Regions from separate parts of the Homo sapiens genome. Here region 2 is linked to region 1. A link is a loop called in an ENCODE intact Hi-C map of the cell type or tissue named here. Cell type or tissue: CD4-positive, alpha-beta T cell. All regions are shown on one strand. Links, peaks and the distances in the headings refer to the core of each region. The heading gives the core; the rest is flanking DNA. Region 1 overlaps PLCE1 (phospholipase C epsilon 1). Region 2 has its middle 66 kb from the start of SLC35G1.

Region 1 (10,405 bases), core at 1,188-9,187:
AAATACATTGGTAAAACTATAATGCCTGTAATCCCGGCACTTTGGGAGGCCGAGGCGGGCAGATCACTTGAGGTCAGGAATTTGAGACCAGCCTGGCCAACATGGTGAAACCCTGTCTCCACTAAAAATACAAAGATTAGCCAGGCATGGTGGTGCACACCTGTAATCCCAGCTACTCGGGAGGCTGAGGCATGAGAATCACTTGAGCCTGGGAAGGCGGAGGTTGCAGTGAGCCGAGATCACGCCACTGCACTCCAGCCTGGGCGACAGAGGGAGACTCTGTCTCAAAAAAAAAAAAAAAAAAAAAGTAACTATAATGGCTCATCTTTATTGAGTTCACCTAATGTACCCATGTTATGATTTATGCTTCAACCATAAAACAAAATTAAGATTGCTACTATTTCCATTGTGTAGATCGGAAAACAGTCTCCAAGGGATTAAGTATCTTACCCAATAATTCGTAGCCAACAAGTATTAAAGGCAGACCTCAGACTCAGGTCTGTCTGGTTCCAGGGCTTTGTCTCAGCTGCCCTGTTTGACTGCACAGGGTCAGCAGCCAACAAAGAAAACAAGCCCTTTAAGCACACTGTCAGAAGTTTATTTAAAGAAGAATTCCCAGGAACTTAGACCACATGAGAACCTAGCCCTACAAACCTTCCATGAGAAGATGACCGAGTATTTCCAATGTGAGAAAAAGAGATTATCTTAGTAAATACTAAACTAGGTTATTTGCCCTCAGTCCTGTGTTGCAAGATTACAAAGGGCTAAGTTCATGGAATGAGAAACCTAAAATTTTTAATTCACTAGGAGCTCTCATTCCAGCAGTGGGAAAAAATAGTTATGCTGTCTGGGGATTATGAATAAGTTGTGCCGTTGCCCGGAGTGAACATAAACAATCCATTCTGAACATAAGAGAATTCTTAGATCTTCCAAAAAGAATTATGCAATACTCTAGAGTAAATTTCACTTATAAATTGCATAGCAAACCTATCTGAACACCATGAAAGTTGATTTGTTTTAAGTTTTTGCCTCACTCCTCAGTTTGCCTTCACTTTTTCTTTAGATTCTGACAAATGAACAAGACATCAAACCTGTTACCACAGACTATTTTTTGATGGAAGAAAAATATTTTATATCTAAAGAAAAGAATGAATGTAGGAAACAACCATTCCAGAGAGCCATTGGTCCAGAAGAGGAGATCATGCAAATTTTAAGCAGCTGGTTTCCAGAAGAGGGATACATGGGCAGGATTGTCTTAAAAACCCAGCAGGAAGTAAGTGTGTCTGGGTGCAGCCTACACAGTAACGACTCATTATGTGATTAGCCATTTACCACTCACAACCTCCCTGAAATTCAGAATTTCTTGTAATTGCAACTTGGTTTATATTCTTCTTAAGTAAATGTGGATGAACAGTTTTATTCTTCTGCACATAATCAGAATATTATCTCTAAGGTACAGAAATTCAATCTAAAAAACATCCCTTAGACCGGGCGTGGTGGCTCACGCCTGTAATCTCAGCATTTTGGGAGGCCGAGGTGGGTGGATCACTTGAGGTCAGGAGTTCAAGACCAGCCTGGCCAACATGGCGAAACCCCATCTCTACTAAAAATACAAAAATTAGCCAGGCGTGGTGGCAGGCACCTGTAATCCCAGCTACTCATGAGGGAGGCTGAGTCAGGAGAATTACTTGAACCCAGGAGGCAGAGGTTGCAGAGAGCTGAGATCGTGCCATTGTGCTCTGGCCTGGGCAACAGAACAAGACTCTGTCTCAAAAAAAAAGACAAGGAAATATGTTTTCTCACACAAATAAACTATTCCATTTTAAAAATAAATAAAAACATACCTTATAAGATAAAGGAAGCAAAGATTCCTTATGCATGTCATCAGCTATGGGTCCAGTATTTTATTTGTATGTGTGAAAAGACATCGTTGTGAGGGTCACATTACTGTATAATGCAAAACCTGCAGGTATTTTCTATTCTGGGGATGACTGACTTCCAGTTTTAGCTAATAGAAGTTTTAGCTAATAGAAGCTTCCATGCTTACAAGTAAAATAATAATATTTCTTTGAAAATATTCCAGAACTTCATACAAAGTAAGAATAATATCTTGGCCTGAGTCAGAATTAGTAACAATTTATATTACGTGTGCTAAGATTCCCATGATCATTCCTGGGAAGGAAAGGATGCAACAACTGCCATGTTGACTCCAAACTGATTGGCTCCTGTTTGACTTAATTGATGAAGCACTTTTTTTTTTCCCTGAATTAACTGAGAAAACCCTACTAACTTAAGAATGACATATAAGGTCATTTCTCTAGCATAGACAGTCATGCGTCATGACATGTTGATAGTCAAGCAGTTGAGTCTATTCAACAATTTGATTACATAAATATTGAGCACCTAATATGTACCAAGCCCTGTTCTGGGCACATGATCTGCTCCTTTGGGGCATGTAATAGTGCTTGCCTGATAGAAGGTGCCTCAGGCCCATGCTTGCTAGGGCACAGTGAAGATAATAGCCAATTTTAACCATTGTGTGTTTTCACTTTCTAGTCACAGTGAGTGAATGTGACCTAAAGCCTCTACAGAGCTCTAGCATCAACTCTAGAGCCCAGAGCCACTGCCTTCTTTCCCTGACCTTGCCTGAGACAATGAAAGGGCATTTAATTTAAGCAAAAAAATGTAATTGTCTCCCCAGCCTTCTCTCCCTATTAAGACACACTAATTGCTAAGACAGAGACCAGGCAACCCTAATAATAATCACTTTATGATAAAATATCAGAGGGCTTAGCTGTACTTTTGAAGCCATCTTTAATGTCTAAATTTTTGTCCTGTTCCTAAATTGTCTTGCCTTATTAATTAGCTACATGTAAAAAGTATGTATCCTCTAAGCGATGTCAGAAAATCAGTAAATTTGTAAACCTCATACTTGTGTATGATTTACAGCGTTGAAAGCCCTCAAACACTATGTTGAATGATATAATGGAAACCATTTTACACTTAAGGAAATAGATTCAGAGAGGTGAAATCATGACAGGGTTAGAAGTAGAAAGAACTCAAGTCTATGGCTTCCAGGTCAGTGTTCTTTCCACCATCCTGTGCTACCCAAGCTGAAATTGTGTCCATCCTTGTGGATCACCCACACTCAGCACCTTGGGAGGAGCAGGAGGCAGTGGGTAGGCTAGAGGGAAGACAGGCTGGCTGCTGAGTGTCACAGGAAGCTTCATTTTATGCTCAGAGGAGCTGGGGAGGTGAGGGACACCCAAATGCAATTTAAATGTATACCACAACAAGCTGGGCACGGTGGCTCACACCTGTAATCCCAGCACTTTGGGAAGCCAAGGCAGGCTCAGGAGTTTGAGACCAGCCTGGCCAACATGGCAAAACTCCATCTCTACTAAAAATACAAAAATTAGCAGGGCGTGGTAGCAGGCACCTGTAGTCCCAGCTACTCAGGAAGCTGAGGCAGGAGAATCACTTGAACCCAGGAGGCAGAGGTTGCAGTGAGCCAAGATTACACCACTGTGTTCCAGCCTGGGTGACAGAGCAAGACTTCATCTTTAAAAACAAAAAAAAGTATATGACAACAGGCAGTAGGGACCTCAGGAATATGCTTCCAAAAGGCTGGTAAAGGAAGGCATTTTGAAGAAAAAGGGGCATAAATCAGAAGGGAAGGCTAACAAGATTTTTCTGATAAGTAAAATATGGCAAGTTGTCCTTTATATGCCTTTGTTAGGAAATTTTTGAAATGACTGAAATATATCTCAAAAGATAACTAAATTTAGTGTATCTAGGTTTACCTGGTGCATAGTGATACCCAAATAATAATTGCTGATTGAATAAATGAATTCAGTAATTACTGAATGTAAGAGGGCACTACTAGAGGAGACAGATTTGGGCTATAAGTATTTCCATTTATTTTATCCCATGGAACTAATAAGACATATAAGCAGTTTGCCCATATATGAAAATTCTTCAGTTGCTCTCTGTGACCTCTGATCTCTCCTGCCTTTTATAATTTTCTTGTCTCCTGGGCTTTCAAGCTGTCAGATACCACATCTTCCTGTGGTCAATGTGTCCTCTTCTGTTACTGGATTTGAAATTGGGTAAACCAGGATTGTCACAATGAACAGACCACCTAACTTCTGTAAACCTCACTGCCCTAATTTGTAAAATCTATATACAAACTACCCTACTTGACTCAAAGAAATGATCATGAGACTCATGTCAAACATGTACACAGACAAGGTGTACAACAATGCTTAGTAAAAAGGGATATAAGTGAGGGCTATTGTTATTTTGTTCATAACCTGTGGCTTCGAACTAATGTGGCTAGAAATACCTTAAAATAAGCTCTGAGGGAGGCTCAAAGGTGCTCTTTTTTTTTTTTTTTTTTTTTTTGAGATGGAGTCTGGCTCTATTGCCCAGGCTGGAGTGCAGTGGCGCGATCTCAGCTCACTGCAAATTCCGCCTCCCGGGTTCACACCACTCTCCTGCCTCAGCCTCCTAAGGGTGCTCTCTTAAAAATAAAGCTTAATGCATCGTTGTTGGGACATTTTATGTGCCAACTCTGGTTTTCTGATTTCTTGCCTCCTGGTTTGGGGGACAAAGATTATAAATTATGTCATGTGAATTACCTCTCAATCTTACTCTCTGACTGGTTAAATATATGATGATCAGTGCAATGACATATTATTAAGCAAGTTGTAAAACAGTATACATAGGATACAATCTCATTTTATGTAAAAAGAGACAATAGCTCATCTCTTCCCCCCCTTCCATTATATAATGGAGTATTCATTCATGGGAAAAAAATCAAATGGATTTTTTCACTCATTGAAAAAAGTTAAAATAGATTATATATCTTTATTTATTTAACAAAAAATCATGTAATTATAAGGCCATGATTGCAAAGTTAATTAAATGATTGGGGCAAGCTTCAGAAGCCAGTCCTTTCTGGCCCTGGTTGCAGTTTTGGCGCCACCTGGTGGCAGTTATCTATTCTGACTTTAATCAATGGGTACAATTCTAGTTGGAACTTCCAAGATAGCGACAGCAACTCATGGATTCTTCTGGTTAGTTAGTTAGCACCCATTTCAGTAGCCTGGTCTGGAGAGATGAGGCTAGAATTCTGGGGATAAGGGAGTTTTCCTGCCAAGACCTCACTTGCTGAGATGAGGTTGTCTACTGTTTACTTACTTTACCTCTCCCTGCCCTTTTACTAAGTCTCCCTCTTGCAAAAGGGAAGCTATCCTCATTTGAAAATGTGGTGGACAAAGAACAGCAGCAGCTGCTTGACAATCACATTATATCTAAATTCACCTAATTCAAGGGTGTTGCTTTACATAGTCACATACACAAAAATACATTTGAACATCCACAGCAAATGTTTAAAAGGATGTATTATCCAATGACAGTGGGGTATTTTGTGGCGAATAAGGTGGGAGAAGGAAAAAAGATGAGAATGGGAAAAGTTTGGTTTTTCTTATTGATACGCTTCTGTACTGTTTGAAAATTTTTAATAAGATACATATATCTGTAGATACATAATCCACCAAAAAGCCAATTAATCTAATTCTCATAATTTTACTGTGAATTTTGTCAAAATTTGTTTCAATGTGGCTTACCTCCAGCCATTCATTCAGCCTTGTCACTGCAGTTTTGTTCACCCAACCTGTCAATTTCATGGTTTATATTTCAGATGTCTAGCATTTCTTAAATGCTCAACGTCTGTGGAAATGGGTGAGCTTTCTTTTAAATACAATTTACTGTGTTCTTATTTGGCTTTTGCTAATTGGCAAAATGGTATATTGTCTTTCTACAAATTTACCTACAGTCAACTTGGACTCTCAAAATCCACAGCTAGGCGGGGCACAGTGGCTCACACCTGTAACCCTGGTACTTTGGGAGGCCGATGCAGGTGGATCACAAGGTCAGGAGTTCAAGACCAGCCTGGCCAGCATGGCGAAACCCTGTCTCTATTAAAAATACAAAAATTAGGCATGGTGGCACACATCTGTAATCCCAGCTAGTCAGGAGGCTGAGGCAGGAGAATTGCTTGAACCCAGGAGGTGGAGGCTGCAGTGAGCCAAGATCATGCCACTGCACTCCAGCCTGGGCAACAGAGCAAGACTCCATCTCAGAAAAAAAAAAAAAAAAACCCACAGCTAATAGGAGCAGATAAATTGGCTTGTTATGGATCTATCAACATCATCAGAAGCACAGTAGTTTCCTCCTCTCAGGAGATAGGTATATCCTTTTAGAACAGTTTATGAAATAATAACATAGTATATGAGATATTAAGCTAAGAAGTTTCTACATCACCAAGATACAAGCTCAGATTTTTGCTAGATTTGTCTTTCTTTATTCTGCATAAACCTATTATTTACTCACATTTTTTCTTTTTAAACATAGAACCTAGAAGAGAAAAACATTGTTCAAGATGACAAAGAGGTGATCTTGAGCTCAGAGGAGGAGAGTTTCTTTGTCCAAGTGCATGATGTTTCTCCAGAGCAACCTCGAACAGTCATCAAAGCACCCCGCGTCAGCACTGCACAGGATGTCATTCAGCAGGTAAAAGCCTCTCCCTTCCTCACCTGAGTCCTTTCCTCAGCATAAATTATTGGAACAAATGTCTGTGCACTGATGGCTCATTTTATGAGTGAAGTTCCTCAACAACAGGGACCTCAAAGGGGAGTGTGTGCCTCTTAAGGCTGGGAAATTGCCTCACATGGTGGCTCATGCCTGTAATCCCAGTTTTAGGAAGCTGAGGCAGGAGGATTACTTGAGCACAGGAGTTGGAGGCTGCAGTGAGCTATGACTGGCCACTGCACTGCAGCCTGGATGACAGAGTGAGGCCCTGTCTCTAATTGAAAAAAAAAACAACCAACCCAGTGGCTCACACCTGTAATCCCAGCAGTTTGGGAGGCTGAGGGGGGCAGATCACTTGAGCTCATGAGTTTGAGACCAGCATGGCTGACATGGCAAAACCCTGTCTTTACAAAAAGTACAAAAATTGCTGGGCACGGGGGTTCACGCCTGTAATCCCAACACTTTGTGGGGCCAAGGCGGGTGGATTGCCTGAGGTCAGGAGTTCGAGACCAGCCTGGCCAACATGGTGAAACCCCATCTCTACTAAAAATACAAAAATTAGCTGGGCGTGGTGGCAGGCACCTGTAATCCCAGCTACTTGGGAGGCTGAGGCAGGAGAATCGCTTGAACCCGGGAGGCAGAGGTTGCAGTGAGCCGAGATCATGCCATTGCGCGTCAGCCTGGGCAACAAGAGTGAAACTTCGTCTAAAAAAAAAAAAAGTACAAAAATTAGCCAGGCATGGTAGCATGCACCTGTAGTCCCTGCTACTCAGGAGGCTGAGATAGGAGGATCGCTTGAGCCTGGGAGGCAGAGGTTTGCAATGAGCCAAAATCGTGCCACTTTACTCCAGCCTGGGCAACACAGCCAGACCCTGTCTCAAACAAAAACAAATTTTAAAAGTTTAAAATCTTGGAAATATTAATTCATTCCTTCAACAGACACTTAGTATCTACAGTGAGTTTGGATCTCTATAAAGCATTGATAATAATGGATTTAGGAAGTGACTCTGCAGTGACAATGTCATGGTCCCAGAAATACCTAAGCCAGTAGGTACTGACCATCTCTCAAGGATCCTACAGAGGACAAGTAGGAGGCCTACTCTGATCCTCTCCCCTCCTCTAAATCACGCTTCTCTGAGAGTTTACATGGTTTCAGAGAAGTTTGCTTCCTTCATAGCCTTGTTAGGGTAGGCCATTCATCAAACACCTATTTGAGAAGACATACAACACAACAATTAAGAGCACAGACCCTAGATCAAGCTGTGTTAGATTCAAATCCCAGCTCTACTTCTGAGACCTGGAGTAAAAGCTCAGATCTGTGCCTTAGTTATAGTAGTGTGCTGGTAAACCAGCTCTTTGTAAAAGAAAGATAAAAGCCCTTATTTATTTCTTTTGTGTAAATGCCCCTACCATATCTGATTTCACCAGACTATTCCCGTTGGCTCCAGCAAAACACTACATGGTAAGTCACCACATAGACCACCACATAGACAATATGGAGATAGTATGATAGTACTTTCCTTGAAGGTTAAGTATATGTAAGATGTTTAATACAATGCCTAGCAAATGGTAAACATTACTTAAGGGTTACTTGCTGTTCTTACTGTATGATAACTTAGTTAATATTAGCCATCTTATTCAACTGACTTTGAATTCCAAAGGGCCCAGACTTACATTTCTTTAACTTATCTTTGTCTCCCCTAAAAGTACAGCACAGTATCTGGGACATAATTGGCCCTCACTAAACATTTAATGAATTAACAAATGCATCAATGAAAGACATTCTTATATTAAATGAAAAGAGAGATCAGTTGACTTCTAAAATTCTTTCAACATCCAAGACTCTGTGATAGAGATAGCCCAGTGGGACAGAGACGCTCCTGAAGAGCAAGATTCTATTCCTCACTGGCTGACTTTCATGTCTGTGAGCGCTGGTACATGCAGAAAATCTGGTTCAGACCTTTATTGTTACTATTATAGCTGTATATATCCTGGAATCTACTTAACCTGTCTTAAGTATAAGCTTCCTCGTCTGAAATTCAGGATAATAACACCTAATTCATAGACTGTTGCAAAGCTAAATGAGGTAACGTGGGAAATTACATTACAAGCTACAACTATACAACTGCAAAATGAGTTGGATGAAATGATCTGGAAGATCCCCTTCATCTCTAGTCTGGGCCATTTTTCCACCTTAAAGTTTCATATAGAATGAATGCAAATGTTGGAGATTCTGTGTCTTTATTCAGTTGATCATAACTTACCTTTCAGACCTTATGCAAAGCCAAATATTCCTACAGCATCCTGAGCAACCCCAATCCAAGCGACTATGTGCTTTTGGAAGAGGTGGTGAAAGACACTACCAACAAGAAGACTACCACACCAAAGTCCTCTCAGCGGGTCCTTCTGGATCAGGAGTGTGTGTTTCAAGCCCAAAGCAAGTGGAAAGGTGCAGGAAAATTCATCCTTAAGCTAAAGGAGCAGGTGCAGGTAAAGTTTAAAGTTATTTTGCTCTGTTCTTAAGTTATCTGATACCCATAATTACACTGTAGCCAGATCTGGAAGCTGGTGAAATTTAGGAGAAAGTTCCTGAGTCAAGGAATGGAGTTAGGAGAAAATTGTTTGGCTTTGTTTTCACTGTGTGAAAAAACATGTGGCCGAGCTTGCGGTTAAGCAGTCCTAGAGGGGAGCTCCTCAGCCCTACTCTCTCCAAAGCTCTAGAGAGAAGAGGAAAGCGCTCTTCTGAAATAGTGTCATGTGACAGAGGAACCTGAGTTTAACCTAACACCAATGGAAGGTTCTTTGTTCCCACAGGCATCTCGAGAAGATAAAAAGAAAGGCATTTCTTTCGCAAGTGAACTCAAGAAGCTCACCAAGTCAACTAAACAGCCCCGAGGACTTACATCACCTTCTCAGCTCTTGACCTCAGAAAGTATCCAAACCAAGGAGGAGAAACCTGTGGGTGGCTTGTCCTCCAGTGACACAATGGATTACCGACAGTGACTAAGGGCAGCATGTTTAACCCAGGTATAGTAAGTCATTGCACCATCCTGGAACAGGGCTTAACTTAAACTACTTTGTAAGGAAGGCATAATTAGTACAATGTCTTTTATCTTTTCCAACAGGAGGATGTCCCTTGAAGGCAGGTAGGAATGGGACCTTAAAACAGGAAAAGGGCTCTGAAGATATGTGTAACATGATATGCTATTGAACACCGCCTATAAAGAAAAAGGGAAAGAGGCTGGGCGTGGTGGCGCATGCCTGTAATCCCAGCACTTTGGGAGGCCAAGGCAGGCAGATCACCTGAGGTCAGTTCAAGACCAGCCTGACCAACATGGAGAAACCCCGTCTCTACTAAAAATACAAAATTAGCTGGGCATGGTGGTGCATGCCTATAATCCCAGCTACTGGGGAGGCTGAGGCAGGAGAATCACTTGAACTTGGAAGGCAGAGGTTGCAGTGAGCTGAGATCACACCATTGCACTCCAGCCTGGGCAATGAGAGTGAAAACTCCGTCTCAAAAAAAAAAAAAGAAAAAAAAAAATATATATATGTAACTTGAGCTTTTGTAATTTTAGACCCCTTATTTATTTTGTAGATAAATAAGCAAAGCTCCCAAGAAGTCAATCAACTTGCCCAAAGTACTCTGATAGCCTTATTTCATCAGACAACTGTCTTCAGTATTAATAGCTGACAGAAACATTCTTCAAGGGCTCTATGGATCATTCAGCTTTTATTCTTTTGGATTTCTCGTTTTATTACTGTTCTAATTTAGGTTTGATGTAGCTTCAACAACCTCATCTCCTTCTGC
Region 2 (10,405 bases), core at 793-8,792, 490 kb before region 1:
TCTCTACAAAAAATACAAAAATTAGCCGGGTGTGGTGGTGCATGCCTAGAGTCTCAGCCACTCAGGGGGCTGAGGTGGGAGGACTGCCTGAGTTGGGAGGTCAAGACTGCAGTGAGCCATGATCGTGTTACTGCATTCCAGCCTGGGTGACAGAGTGAGACCCTGTCTCAAAAAATAAATAAATAAAAAATAGATTTCTTAGATTGGGCATGAAAAACAAAAATAGAAAATGATAAATTGAACTTCATCAAAATTGTAGACTTCTCTCTTTCAAATATACCATTATTAATGAAATAGGCCACATGATGAGAGAAAATATTCATAACACATACATACGACCAAAAACTTGTATGCATAATATATAAAGAACTGTTATTACTCAGTAATAAGACAAACTACCCAATTTTTAACATTGGCTATGTTGAAATACTTTACAAAAGATGATAATGAATGTCCAATATGCACATGAAAAGATGCTCACCCTTGTTGGTCATCAAGGAGCTGTAAAGTAAAACCACAATGAGATGCCAATACACACTCACTAGAATGGCCAAAATGATCAAAACTGATGATACCAAGGGTTGGCCAGGATATGAAGCAACTGAAACTCTCATATGTTGCTGTCGAGAAGGCAAAATGTTACAACCCCTTTGGAAAATAATTTGTCTGCTTCTTATAAGGTTGAACCCACAGTTACCATACAATACAGCAATTACATTCCTACCTTTTACCTGATAAACATAAAAACGTGTCTACAAGAAGGCTTGTATACAAATGTTAATAGCAGTTTTATTTATAACAGCAAAAAAAAAACTAGAATAACCTAAGGCCTATCAAAAGTAAAAGGATACACATTGTGGCATACACTCAGTAATAAAAGTAATGAACAATTGACCCAGCAATGCAGCAGCAAGGATAAACCTCAAAATATTATTCCGAGTCAGAGATGCCAGACACAAAAGAGTACCTACTGTATGAAATTTGACAAAAGGTAAATCTTATTTACAGCAGCAGAAAGCTGCTCAGTTAGTGATTGTTTGGGTAGGGGGGATGAAGACAAAGGGCCAGGAGGGAGTTTTTTTAGATAATGAAATGTATTATCTTGGTGGTAAAGGTAACATGAACATATACATTTTTAAAATTTATTAAACTGGGCTGGGCACAGTGGCTCACACCTGTAATCCCAGCACTTTGGGAGGCTGAGGCAGGTGGGTCACTTGAGGTCAGGAATTCAAGACCAGCCTGGCCAACATGGTGAAACCCCATCTCTACTAAAATACAAAAATTAGCTGGGCGTGGTGACACGCCCCTGTAATCCCAGCTACTTGGGAGGCTGAGGTGGTGGAACTGCTTGAACCCAGGAGGCAGAGGTTGCAGTGAGTCGAGTTCATGCCACTGCACTCCAGCCTAGGCGATGGAGCGAGACTGTGTCTCAAAAAATAATAATAATTATTATTATTAAACTGTATATTTAAAATTGGTACATATTTATATATGTGAGTTAAACTTCAAAAAGTTGATGTTGGCCGGGTGCAGTGGCTCACACCTGTAATCTCAGGCCTTTGGGAGGCCCAGGTAGGTGGATCACCTGAGGTCAGGAGTTCGAGATCAACATGGCCAACATGGAGAAACCCCACATCTACGAAAAGTAGAAAAATTAGCTGGGTGTGGTGGCATGTGCCTGTAATCCCAGCTACTCTGGAGGCTGAAGCAGAAGAATCACTTGAATCCAGGAGGCGGGGGTTGCAGTGAGCTGAGATCACGCCACTGCACAAGCCTGGGCCACAGAGTGAGACCCTGTCTCAAAAAAAAAAAAAAAAAAAAAAAAAAAGTTGATGTTAAAAAAGTATAATCTAAGAAAATTTTCCAGGAAGAAAAAAAAACACCTGAATTTATTAATGGAAATATCCCATGGTGTATGTGGTAAATTGGTATCAGTCACTCAAAAATATGGTCAGGTATACATACATATATATATATATATATATATATATATATATATATATATATATATACCCAATGTGCCAAAAGTAACACCCACAGTTCTCTCTGAGACATGCCTTTCTCTCTCTGGACTTCATCAGGATATGCCAAGCTACTCTAAAGAAGGGCTCTTAAGAGTCCAAGAAACTCCTGTGTCTGGCTGAGGAGTAAAGAGAGTGGAACCCAGAGGGTGTCACCTGCCTCGTTGAAGGTCTCATAAGCCAAATTAAAGAGTTCAGTTTTATTTTGAAAGAAATGAGCAGGAGCCTCTGGAGGGTTTTAAGCATAGGGTTGATGTAGTCAAATCTGTGGTTTAGAAAAATCAACTGTCCAGTCCCAGGAGCTTGGAGGAAGGAGGCAGGAAGACCAACAGGAGACTGTTGAAGTAAGTCTGGTAATAAACAATGAGGGCTTCAGGTGATTCGTGATCATAGGGATGAAAGAGGGGGAAAATGAAGACATACCGGGATATTTGTGGAAGAAAATCCAGCTTTCTAATATAATTATATATTATACAAACTATAATGTTACACAGAGACCAATGAAGCGAATCACACACTCAAGCTATTCTTTTAAGAAGTTTGGCATTTTGTGGCCAGGCGCAGTGGCTCACACCTGTAATCCCAGCACTTTGGGAGGCTAAGGAGGGCGGGTCATGAGGTCAGGAGATCGAGACCAGCCTGACCAACATGGTGAAACCCCGTCTCTACTAAAAATACAAAAAATTAAGCCAGGCATGGTGGCACACACCTGTAGTCGGGAGCCTGAGGCAGGAGAATGGCTTGAACCCGGGAGGTGGAGGTTGCAGTGAGCCGAGATCATGCCACTGCACTCCAGCCTGGGTGACAGAGCGAGACTCCATCTAAAAAAAAAAAAAAAAAAAAGAAGTTTGGCATTTTGTTTTCCTTCTGCTCCCTAAAGTTTGGTCACTAACATTATGTGTCAACACCCATTGAATTTAAGGAGCAGTTGTTCAAGTTTGATCATGAGCACATGGACTGCACACAGTTGTCTGCCCAAGGTGCTGAGCATCCATTTGGCTGAATTCTTAATGAACCACGAGGCTCACTTCATTCTTCACTCCTTTAAAGACCAAGATGACTTTGGCCAGCATATTCAAAATGCATCTTAACTCTTCTCTGTGTTTTGTCCATTTCAAATGATATGTGCCCTAGTTTGGGTTCACTAGAAACAGATGTTTTTGAAGAATCAGACACACAAGAAGAATTATTGAGGAAGGGAGAAGGCTGGACGAGTTTCAGACTATAATGCAGGCTGACTCCCAGGGAAAGAAATTGGACAGGAAGGAGCACTGGGGAGGAAGCGTCTCAAACCACAGTCCTCGAGTCAGAGCCACACGCCTCTTGCTGGAGTGGGCTTGCCTTAGTGCCTCTGCTATGCTCAGCCGTCCCAGGGATCAGCCCCCTGGGGAGTGTGGCTCAGCACATTGTGGTGCTGAATCCGGAAGCAGCACCTGGGGCCAGTCAGGCAATTTTGCTCTTCACAGTAGGAGACCTGAGTGGTACATTTTCATGGCCACCCGCCTTCTCTCTATTTTCTGTTCTTCTGGCCTTTGCTCTCCAAAATACCATTTTTCTCTAAGCCTGTATTCTTCCTCTACAAAATCAGAAATATGATAATCGAATCTTAAGCATTCTTCCAACATTTGACAAAGATGAGGAACTCAGCCCTGGGCACCCAAGAGGTCCCCATGAAACTTTATAGCAGGAAAATATTATTCTCATTTTTGTTAGGGTTCATTCCTTTTCTCCAGTCCCACATCCCCCAGCATAGTGTTGTGCCTACGTCGCTAAGGGAATTGTGCCCCATTCCCACACTGTAAAAAGATGCCAGAATGCACCAAATTCCACAGTACACCATCAGGCCACTCTCTTTCTCTCTCTCTCTCTCTCTCGTGTGTGTGTGTATGTGTGTGTGCGTGTGCGTGTGCATGCGCGCATGTTTTGGGGGGAGGTATTCTCCCACAGTGTTAGCTTTTAAATGTTTTAAGTCGCTGGCTTTTTTTTTTTTTTCTCTAGAAGACCTGGTGATTTTATCATAAACAGTTTCTGAAGATCCTCCTGGCCTAGATGAGCTGTTCACCTTTGAAGTTGCTATGGAAACCAGTGCGGTTTTTTTAAATATATAAATTATTGATGTAGAGGAAAGAGAGGCTGTGATGCTTCAAAGAAAGGCAAATGAGGCATTGGAAGATATGAAAAAGTGAAATACCTAAACATATTAAGTATCAAGAACAACCTTTCCATCTTCACTCAAGCTGTCCTATTAATAATAGGAAGCTTTCAGGAATTCTATACGTAAGGAATAAGAGCTCTTATTTCTGTGCCCAAAGGTCAATTAGCACCAGTTGGCTGAATAAGTGGATGAAGAATGGGAAATACAGCAACCCCGAGACAGTGTTAGGTAAACTATCCTGGTCACAATCTACTGTTGGAATGAAAGGCGTTGATCACCTCATGATTAGCTGGTTGTCACAGCTTTCCATCAGCTCTGTTCCTTAAACCCTGAGAGTTTCCACCATGAATCACTCATTCACTTTGGACAATTCTATTTTCTGGGTTGTGGAGGTTTGAAAATTGGTGTCCACAAAAATATCACACTGTGAAGTAGCTCAAAAAAGCCAGCGGTGGTATACTATTGTAGGCCAGAGGCTTCTGGCTGAATCAATGTAACCACTATATCCAGGTGTTATGATCTCTCAAGCATAAAATAAGATCACATTAATTTTTAATGGATGGAACCCACAGACTGGCTTCGTAGCTAGATCTCAGACTCTTGTAGGGGCCACAGAGATTCACTACATTTTTGTGGGGTGTGTGTGTGTGTGTGCATGTGTGTTGAGACAAACTCTTGTTCTGTTACCCAGGCTGGAGTGCAGTGGCACAATCTCAGCTCACTGCAGCCTCTGCCTCCTGGGTTCAAGTGATTCTCTTGCCTCAGCCTCCAGAGTAGCTAGGATTACAGGCGCCCACCACCACACCCAGCTAATTTAGATATATATATAGTATTTTTAGTAGAGATGGATTCACAATGTTGGCCAGGCTGGTCTCAAACTCCTGACCTCAACTGATCTACCCAGCTCGGTCCCTCAAAGTGCTGTGACTACAGGCATGAGCCATCGCACCCGGCTGAGATTCCCTGCCTTCAAAGAAGAGGGATCCCCACTCAAAGAAGGACTTACCTGGCTGCTAAGAGTGCTGCTGCCCCTTCAGCTCCTGCCTCAGCTGCAAAGAGCTGCCTTGCCTAGTGTTACACTCTTCCTGGGATGGCTTGTACTCAGTAATGGATGAAAGCCGGCGTATAAAGTCCCAGCTATTTCAGTCCATTGCAGAGCAATTCTGATGCTTTTTGGCTCACAGCCACCTGTTGGACTGGTCAAGGATGTTGGGCCTGCATCTCAATTTGCCTTCTTTCTCAGCCTGATCTAGCTTCCTTCTCTCTTCCACATGTGTTGATTTCAAGGGTGCTTCCTAATAAACATCCTGAGCAGTGAACTCCATCTCAGTCTGCCTGCCAGAGGACCCAAATTGCAGCAATTCCTCCCAGCCCCATGCCACCTGGCAATGCCAAGTAAAATACAAAATGCCTGGTTAAATTTGAATTTGAGATAAGCAACTAATACCTTTTTAGTATAGGTATGTCCCAAATATTTTTATGGCCTAATCTGTATGCCTAGTATGACATTGGATTAAATAAATGTTTGTTGGATGAACTAGAATTTTAGGATCCTGTCTTACAATAGAGAACCCTGTTACACAGAAGAGGCAGAGGTGGGCAATGGTTCCTTGCACTTCATTATGCAAGTATTTTACAAAATGTTCACAGATAAGCAATATCTCAATTACCTGGGGGTGCTTGTATAAATGCAGATTCTCAGGACTCACCAGATTTACTGAAGGAGAACCTCTGGGGCTGACCCCTGGAAATTTGCATTTGTAGTAAGCCTCCTAAGTGATTCTTCTGCTCCTAAAGTTTAAGAAGCTTCCATACTATGACCTGTGGCCTTGAACTAGAAAGACCAGTTTGATCCAAATTAGGAAGGCCTGTCTCTGAAGTCAACCAAGAACTGTAGAAAGCAGAGAATCAGTCCTGTCTCTATCTGTTTGGCCACTCTCTTTCTCTTTCCCCTTGAATCTCCTTCAGATGGAAAGTAAGTTCCTGGACCAGGCTGATCATCATAGTCTCTGGGAGCAGAGTTTAAAAGAATGCAGGTCTACGAAGTCATAGCCAAGGAGAATATTATGCTGACCACAACAGGGGCTGTGAGAAGTCAGAGTCACTGGGAAAGACTTTAGGGAGGAGATAGCTTTAAATGACAGGCAACGTTTGCACAGGCCCATTGGAAAGGCTTGAGCATTCTAGAATAACTGAGTCTACAGGCTTAGAGGCAGGATAAGCATGTTGTATTAATCTGTTTTTTATGCTACTAATAAAGACATACCAAGACTGGGTAATTTATAAAGGAAAGAGATTCAATTAACTCATGGTTCCACATGGCTGGGGAGGCCTCACAATCATGGCAGAAGGTGAATAAGGAGCAAAGTCACATCTTACATGGCAGCAGGCAAGAGAGCATGTGCAGGTGAACTCCCCTTTATAAAACCATCAGATCTCGTGAGACTTATTCATTACCACGAGAACAGTATGGGGGAAACCACCCCCATGATTCAATTATCTCCACCTGCCTTGATATATGGGGATTATTACAATTCAAGGTGAGATTTGGGTGGGGACACAGCCAAACCATATCACATGTCATAGGAGGCACTTACTGTTAGAAGGGTCTTGAAACTCAGTGACAAGGTGGCTTAAGATCCAGGTGGCAGATGCAGGAACCTAGCTTCAACATGGAGCCTCAGGTTCCTGCTGCAAGATGTTCCACTGGAAATAAGAGAAGGAATCTTCCAAAGGGTTTAATCAGATCTCAGTGCATGAATACAGAACACTAAATAACTATTGTCAGTTCACAGATTGGTGCCCCAGTCAGCTGAACATTGGAGTCCAAAAACTCACCTTCATGTTTTAGACCTTTGCTGAAGTCTTCCTCACATAACACTCTATTCCCTTTTCCCCAGGCTAAAGGTGCATGGAATAGGTGGATGGTTTTCCCCAGATGCCAAGAAATGCCAAAAAAATTGTCTCCCCTGCCCTTTACTATTATTTAAGAAACAGTAATATTTATGACTAAGAAGGCATCAAGACATTTGGCTTTTGAAGAATGTGTCACCTCCATGGAGGGGTGAGGTGAAGGTTGTCACTCTTGACATACGCCTGGCTGGGGCAGCAGGTACATGTAGGGAAGAATTAAAAATAAGTTTGATAATTGATTACAATTTTTCAGGCATGAAAAGCTGAGATCGACAGTTCATCTCAGTCCATCTTTTGGGACTAATTTTCTTCTTGTCATTCAGGTCTTAGCACATGTCACCTTCTCAGAGAGGCTGTCCTTAAGCACCAAATCTCTCCCACCCCACTCTATTACTCTTATCACATCACACCGTTTTATTTGTTTTATTTTGTTTAGAATGCAAGTCATATATTTAAAATTATCTCTCATTTATTTGCCTGTTTGGTATCTTTCTCCACACTAGAAAGTAAACTCCATGAGAGCTAGTCCATGTCTGTTTTGTTCACAGCTATAATCCCTCACCTAGCATTGTGCTTGGCATTTAGTAAGTACTCAATACAACAGTTTTTGAATGAATGAATTAATGAACTTAAATGTTTACATTAAATGCCTTTAATGTTTGTTAATCCATACCAGAAACATTAATGCTGCAGGGGCCCCCGATTTGCACCATTCCCCAGAATCCATGTGGACCACTTTGTAAGTCCTGAACTACATTTTAAAAGCCACTCATCTATGCAAGTTCAGTGCAGAAAAACACAAAAGTTGAACATTTGAAGACTTTTCCTCAAACTGCAGCAGAGGGTTTTCTGATTTGACACTGAGAAAAAACAGCAAGTCAGTCAATATCCAATGTAAATGCAAGGGGTGAAAGGTATTAATTCTTCATAAACTTTACATTTTATTTTATTTTGCTTTATTTAGAGACAGGGTCTCTCTCTCTCTCTCTCTCTCTCTCTCTCTCTCTGTCTCTCTCTCTCTCTGTCTCTGTCTCTCTCTCTCTCTCTCTCTCTCTCCTCTCCAGGCTGGAGTGCAGTGGTGCAACCTTGGTTCACTGTAGCCTCAACCTCCTGGGCTCAACTGCTCCGCTCACCTCAGCCTCCCAAGTAGCTGGGACTACAGGCACATACCACCATGCCTGGCTAATTTTTATACTATTTGTAGAGACAGGGTCTGAATATGTCGCCCAGGCTTGTCTTGAACTCCTGGGCTCAAGCGATCCTCCCGCCTTACCCTCTCAAAGTGCTGAGATTACTGGTATGTGCTACTGTGCCCAGCCTAAACTTTACATTTTGAAACGTTTTAGCATGAAAAACTCAAATGTGTGACTTTCTCTTAAATGTTATCTCAGAAAAAAACTTGTGAGCCTTTCTAATGAGTAAAAACTTATTTTAAAAAACCTAAATAACACTTGCCACAATCTACTTGTCTGATGGAATATTTTGTTAAAATTTAGGTGGCAAAAAAAACAAATTTAATTAATCACTAAAAACTCAGAGTTCAGTCAAAGATAAAATAACTGGAAAATAGAATTTTGAAAGCTCCCGTAAGTCAGTGAAATTGTCTGCACACAACTTCCCAGTAAGTAAGATCATAATATTAAATGTAGTTATCTGCATCCTTGGTTTAATTGTTTTGAATGTCTCAATGGCTCATTTCTTCAGACCTGCAAAAACCAGAATTTTCCTAAAAACATGCAAATATGACTTGTAAATCCTTTACCCTTCTGAAGTCTATGTATCTATAATTATGTTCCCTGGTTTTAAAAAGGAAGCTGCTAAATAATCTGCTCCTTTGAAAGAAATGTTAAGGAATTTCAAGGTTGTTAAATCTATAAGTTGGTTAATTAGGTTGAGGTAGGCTCTTTGTGTTTCTGTTATTGATGTGGAAACTTGTGTCTTGATTCATTCATTTCTTTTTAATGTTATTTGAATTGAAGGCCTTATGTCATCACTGAATGATGTTTCTTGACTTCAAAGCCTCTTTGTTCCTAACAGAACCTAGCACAATCCATTCATTCAAAAAATATTTTTAAAGTACCTGCTATGATTTAGATATGACAGAAACAGCAGTGAAAAAAGACCTCTGTCTCCTTGGAGCTTGCATTTTGGTGGTGAAGACAGACAATGAATAAGATAAATAAGTAAAATATATGCTCTGCTAGATTGTGACAAGTGTTAAGGAAAAAAATAAGCAGAGAAGATATATTAATCTATCTTTGCACAGCTATGAAGAGACATCTGAGACTGGGTAATTTACAAAGAAAAGAGGTTTAATTGGTTCATGGTTCTACAGGCTGTACGGGAAGCATTACGTCTTCTGCTCAGCTTCTGGGGAGGTCTCAGGAAACTTACAATCATGGCAGAAGGTGAAGGTGAGGCAGGCACCTCTTACATGGCCAGAGCAGGAAGAAGAGAGAGATGGGGGAGGTACTACACACTTTTAAACAACCAGATCTTATGAGAACTCTATCATGAGAACAGCACTAGGAAGATGGTGCTTAACTATTAAAAACCACCCCCATGATTTAATCACCTCCCATCAGGCCCCACCTCTAACATTGGGGATTACAATTGAACATGAGATTTGGGTGAGGACACAGATCCAAACCATATTATTTTACCTCTAACTCCTCCAAATCTCATGGCCTTCTCATATTACAAAATACAATCATGCCTTCCCAATAGTCCCCCAAAGTCTTAACTCATTCCAGCATTAACTCAAAAGTCCAAAGTCCCATCTGAGACAAGACTAGTCCCTTCCACCTATGAGCCTATAAAATCAAAAATAAGTTAATAACTCCCAAGATACAATGGGGGGTATAGGCATTGAGTAAATACTCCCATTCCAGAAGGGAGAAATCTGCCAAAGAAAAGGGGCTACAGGCCCCATGCAAGTCCAAAATCCAGAATTGCAGGCATTAAATCCTAAAGCTCCAAAATAATCTCTTTTGACTCCATGTATCACATCCAGGTATGAAGGATGGGTTACCAAGGCCTTGAGCAGCTTGTCCCCGTGGCTCTGCAAGGCTCTGCCCCATAGCTGCTCTCAAGGGCTTGCATTGAATTCCTGCAGCTTTTCCAGTTGCAGGGAGCAAGCTGCTGGTGGATGTACCATTCTGGGGTCTGGAGGAAGGTGGCCCTCTTCTCACAGCTCCACTAAGCAGTGACCCAACTGGGATTCTGTGTGAAGGCTCCAATCCATTTCCCCTCTGCATTGCCCTAGTAGAGGTTCTCCATGAGGGCTCCACCCCTGCAACAGCCTTCTGCCTGG

What was found. Peaks named below come from ENCODE experiments on the same cell type or tissue, not always from the same donor. Only the 100,000 strongest peaks of a DNase experiment are listed, where the experiment ranks them.
Region 2: it touches region 1 in a loop (3-fold over the local background); 22 of 110 quality-filtered maps call a loop at or near these places.

Annotation. Positions count from the first base shown.
Region 1 is chr10:94,315,484-94,325,888 of GRCh38, forward strand. PLCE1 (phospholipase C epsilon 1) reads left to right here. Exons shown (of 33, transcript NM_016341.4): 29 at 1,064-1,273; 30 at 6,418-6,576; 31 at 8,866-9,084; 32 at 9,409-9,621. The coding sequence ends at 9,597. It also overlaps a transcript of NOC3L not described here. Among named protein-coding and RNA genes, the nearest start is that of PLCE1-AS1, 34 kb to the left of the region's middle. In CD4-positive, alpha-beta T cell, for the core only: CTCF peaks have their summits at 4,992 (motif pointing left) and 5,191; a DNase peak (open chromatin) is centred at 4,988.
Region 2 is chr10:93,823,173-93,833,577 of GRCh38, forward strand. No RefSeq gene overlaps it. Among named protein-coding and RNA genes, the nearest start is that of SLC35G1, 66 kb to the right of the region's middle. In CD4-positive, alpha-beta T cell, for the core only: no CTCF peak of the experiment used is centred there; a DNase peak (open chromatin) is centred at 4,069.